2 separate regions of the Homo sapiens genome follow, and region 2 is linked to region 1. Evidence: read pairs that join two places in POLR2A ChIA-PET (ENCODE). Cell type or tissue: CD4-positive, alpha-beta T cell. All regions are shown on one strand.

Evidence for each region. Peaks named below come from ENCODE experiments on the same cell type or tissue, not always from the same donor. Only the 100,000 strongest peaks of a DNase experiment are listed, where the experiment ranks them.
Region 2: POLR2A ChIA-PET joins it to region 1 with 6 read pairs; 2 of 35 experiments call an interaction of 5 or more read pairs at or near these places.

Annotation. Positions count from the first base shown.
Region 1 is chrX:19,599,826-19,602,325 of GRCh38, forward strand. The region is part of intron 9 of SH3KBP1 (SH3 domain containing kinase binding protein 1); the gene reads right to left. Among named protein-coding and RNA genes, the nearest start is that of MAP3K15, 86 kb to the left of the region's middle. In CD4-positive, alpha-beta T cell, no CTCF peak of the experiment used is centred here; no DNase peak of the experiment used is centred here.
Region 2 is chrX:19,770,989-19,773,488 of GRCh38, forward strand. The region is part of intron 2 of SH3KBP1 (SH3 domain containing kinase binding protein 1); the gene reads right to left. Among named protein-coding and RNA genes, the nearest start is that of SH3KBP1, 120 kb to the right of the region's middle. In CD4-positive, alpha-beta T cell, no CTCF peak of the experiment used is centred here; DNase peaks (open chromatin) are centred at 1,313 and 2,453; H3K27ac peaks cover 1,849 bases.

The sequences.
Region 1 (2,500 bases):
TGCACATGGGCCTACAATGTTTTTTAAAAAATGCAACAGGCGCCAGGCGCGGTGGCTCACGCCTGTAATCCCAGCACTTTGGGAGGCAGAGGCGGGCAGATCACGAGGTCAGGAGATCGAAACCACGGTGAAACGCCGTCTCTACTAAAAATACAAAAAATTAGCCGGGCGCGGTGGCAGACACCTGTAGTCCCAGCTACTCAGGAGGCTGAGGCAGGAGAATGGCGTGAACCCGGGAGGCGGAGCTTGCAGTGGGCGAGACTCCGTCTCAAAAAAAAAAAAAAAAAAAAAAAAATGCAACAGGCCCAGCACTTTGGGAGACCAAGGCAGGGAGATTGCCTGCACTCAGGAGTTTGAGAGCAGCCTGGGCAACACAGTGAAAACCCATCTCTACAAAAAATGCAAAAAGTCAGTCCGGCGTGGTGGCGCATGCCTGTGGTCCCATCTACTCGGGAGGCTGAGGCAGGAGGGTTGCTTGAGCCCGGGAGGCAGAGGCTGCAGTGAGCTGAGATCGTGCCACTGCACTCTAGCCTGGGCAACAGAGGGAAACCCTGTCTCAGTAAAAAAAAAAATGAAACAAATTAAAAATTTCTTTTTAAATGCAACAGGAAGACAAGGCAGTGTGAACTGAGAAGGCAAAACAGGTGATTCTCCAGCAAAATGTGACAGTAGAAAATTCATCACAGGAGTTCACTATTCTCAAATAAAAAGACATGAAGAGATCATTTAGTTGATTTCCCTCCAAACATCCCATTGTGACTGGATAAAGAAAATGGGGCTGGGGTCCTCCGGGCTAAGTAGTAGGTCAAGGTTTCCTGTGTGGAGTTTAACAGTAATAAGATATTAACCAGCTCCTATAGGTGCACACCCAAAAACATCCTTTCAACTCAGGCAAGTATTTAAGTCCTGAGTTTCTAGAGGCACTTGTTCTGTTTATTCTCTTTATCCCTCCCTCCATGGTGAAGGTAAAATGCTCCAGCTCCAACCTCAGGTGGCTTCAGCCTGCTCAATTTGCAGGTAAGTGCTAAAAAAAAACAGTGGATATTAAGAGCTGCAAGTCATCACAGGAGTCCCCCCTGCAGCTGAGATCACTGAGGCCCAGAAAGGCTGTTTCAACAGCTAGTTGGTAGCCAGAGGGCCCAGAACTCTACGTTTCTCAATGTCCAGACTACGGGAATTCATTTCACAAGAACCAACATGAATATAATGGTAACAAAGTCAATGAACCCACATTTTCTGATTTCTGGGAGAGCCGAATGCCTTCCATAGTCTTCATATATGGAGGGAGCACAGGCCTAAGTGCACATGCGTCTGTGTCTGCTTGTGTGCGGGGTTGTTGGCTGGCACCAAGACATGCAGACACCATCCTTCAAAGGATATATTAGCTAGATTTGATTTTTACCTTTACATTACCAGGAAGGAAATAGATATAAACGTTCTGGAATGAGAATGGCAGGAAGACAAGCTTTGTTTCCTGTGAAGGATTTCAGAACTGACTCTGCCCTTTGCTTGGCAAGACTGGCCCTTCCCAAGCAAAAGGCTCATTGGCTGGCTCAACTGTTCCCCTGGCAGGAATCTGGTTTGCTACTTTGCCTCTTGAGCTGGTTTGCCTTCAGAGCTCTGGCCCCAGAGATGTGATTTGGTAAAAACAAACAAACACAAACAGAAGTGTACCCTGATGGCTGGGTAACCTTTAAAGGGCTTCGTTAGAGGAATATGGTGAGGTTCTGGAAGTAAGTCTCAGCTTGATTTTCAGCAATTCTGGACTTTGGGAGACCTCCTCCACACATCCCACTAAGTTCTCTGGCGGTGTCTGTGGGTGAGGCTGGAGAGGGGACACAAATGGACAGCTCCTGATTAGGGCACCCCTTTGCAGCTCTAGAAACACATGGGGATCTCCACTCTGCCCTTTTCTCCCCTGCCCCTAGAGGAACAGCCACACCTTTGAAATGTGCAGCTAAAGCTATGCTCTAGGTGATGACAGTGTCTTAAACTGCACCTCTGTACCCTATAGAGTCCCCAGCAACTGCCTGCCCTGTCACCCGCACTGGAGATCCCCAGGGACCTAGGGAATCTGCTCTTGGAAGAGTCTTTCTCTAGTTTCCTTCCTCAGCCTCTGGCCTAGTGGTCTACATCCATCATCTCCCATTCAGACTGATGGCCTATTGGGTGGTCAGCCAGGCCTTGGCATTTGGTTTCTCCCTAAGATGCTCTCACAGTTCACCCCTTGGCTCACCCCTTCATTCCATCTGCCCCACCCTGAAAGTGATGCCTTGATTCCATGCCCAGACCCCATGATCAGATGGAAGGATCTGGGCCTCTCTTGGTCTAGGAAGGACAATCTGACAGGAGGCCAGCTTCCCCCTGCCCCTCCCTTCCACTCTTCCTCCTCTTTTGTACAAGAGAAAGCAGCAAGCAGGAGAGGAGAGGCAGGAGGAAGAGAAGATACACTCTGGCACCAACCAACTAAAGGACCATGGGTTCTTCACCAGCAACCATG
Region 2 (2,500 bases), 170 kb after region 1:
TTTACCCTGTTGATAATTTCTTTTGCTAACATACTGAATTTTTAAGGTTTATTTTACCCAGGGAATGGGGGGTTGAGCCTTCTCCTACATTACTGTGAGAGTCTGATGTGGCACACTTTGGTGAAGACCAGTTGGCAATATGGATTATAGGCCAAAAAGAAAAAAACAACAACACCGCTCATATTCTAAACCCAGTAACTCTACTTATAAGGACTTATCTAGGGAAGTAATCACAGATGTGCTTCAAAGAGGATTTAAAGTATGTCCAAAATTTTTTCTTTATAAGAAAATTAGAGCAATCTAAGCTATTAACAATTGGGGCAGTATAAGGTAGGTCTATGTGCTTTCAAAGTTGGCTACTGAGTGTGACCAGGATCCCTAGGAGGCCTCAAAGCTATGGGGAGGGTAACCGTAAACTGCAACATTGACAAGATATAGCCTGGGCTCCCCACTCCTGCCTCAATGGTGGTGCAGCTCTGCTTGAAGCTCTCTGGTCTTTGAGGAAAGGGTTCTGCAACTTTAAAAAACTTGAAAAACATTACTGATGTTGTAGAAAATTAAGTAACTTAGTATTACACTTAAAAATTGGTTACAGCTGGGCACGGTGGCTCATGCCTGTAATTCCAGCACTTTGGGGGGCCAAAGCGGGCAGATCGCCTGAGGCCAGGAGTTCAAGATCAGCCTGGCCAACATGGTGAAATCCCATCTCTACTAAAACTACAGAAATTAGCCAGGCATGGTGGTGCGCACCAGTAATCCCAGCTACTCAGGAGGCTGAGGCAGGAGAATTGCTTGAACCCAGGAGGCAAAGGTTGCAGTGAGCTGAGATTCTGCCATGGCACTCCTGCCTGGGCGACAAAAGCGAAACTCCGTCTCAAAAAAAAAAAAAAAAAATTGGTTACAATTTTCTGTTGTGTATTTCACCACAATTAAAACAAAAAAAAAAACTTCTTATAAAACACCACCTACCATATGATTCCATTTTTGTAGAAAAATAACAAACACATATCAGGCTTACAACAAACGACTGGCTAGAAAATGAATTATCTTTCTGGTTCCTGCCTGCATTTTACAAATTTTAAGTATACACATTATTTAAGAAAAAAAATACTTGTGTTGGTGGTTTAAAAAAAAGGAAATTCATGACATTTGCTCAAGTGGAAGAGGAAAAAGAGAAAAACAGTTGGGAAAATACCTTAGAAAAGTCATTTAAATTATTGCCAATGATGGTGTCCTCTTTAAAAACTCAGTTATTACCAACAATAAGAGAGTCTGTTCATCTTCTGGGAGCGCTGTTAGGGGAAATCCACTGGTACAGCTGAAGAGTAATCTTTCAGTAAAGGGAGTTAGCACCACCTTTAACAGCTTTGGGAAGCTTTGTGACCTTCAAAGCAGAACCAAAGAGAGAAAGAAATGGAAGGAGGGAGGTCAAATGAAAGCTAGCAATCAGAAAAAAATAAGGCCCAAACAGCCTGGGGCCAGTTTTTGTTTTTTGTTTTTTTTTAGAAGAAAATTCGAGGCCTAATAAGGGCGATTTCCTCAGCTTCCTGAGTCACCACCCATGCTCCCCCCATTTCCTCTCCGTTCCAACATTGAACATGAAAATTAACTGGAGCTGTAAAAATCATTCCCAGGGAGAAGAGTTTCTGCAGTAGAGAAAGTCAAAGGAAGCATTCAGAATTCTAGGAATATCCCATGGAGATGGGCGAGGACAAATGTAATGCAAAGTGAAAAGTGTGTGGGTGGTTTGTCAGGGAAAAGGGTCGGGAGGAGGATGTAAACCACAAATTAAACACGATTCTAAAACTTCCAGCTGGCTCTTCCTCCTCATCTTCCCCCACTCTTGTGACAGGTGTGACAAGATCATGAGAAAACCTGTTCACTGTGTGGGGCTTTGGGGCACACCCATTTTTGCTAAGTGTAACCTTTCTGCAACTTGTAAGAAACCATATGTGGCATTGACCCAGGCCAGTGTGCTCCATCTGGCAAGTGTTTCTGGGGTAGCCCGTTTACAGCGAGTGGGAGAGGCAGACCCATAGACACAGAAAAACAGAACCCCCATACACAGAGACACTGATGCACAAGCATAGAGACTCACATAGAGAATACAGATAGGCACACAGACACAAATAGGAGAGAAACCCATAAGAAGAGATCTCCCAGCCTCCAGGGTGGCCCATGACACAGGTAGCCTTAGTAGCTGTGTTTCATTCCTCCTTCCACCTCTGGCTCTCCGAGCTGTCACTCATCCCAGAGGTTCCTTTGTCCTAGATCACAACTTGCTCTTTGGAATTGTACCTCACTTCAAATTATTCAAATTTAGCACAATGTATATTTGTATTTTCTAAAACCGTAAATCCACAGGTTTGTGTGCATATCTGAGTCATCTGCATTCACTAGTCTCTTACCTACTGCTTTCACAGATGTGGGCTCATACTTCTGAACTCAAATGCAAATTTTCTCAAGCAATTCAGTCTCTGTCTCTCTCTCTCTCTCACAC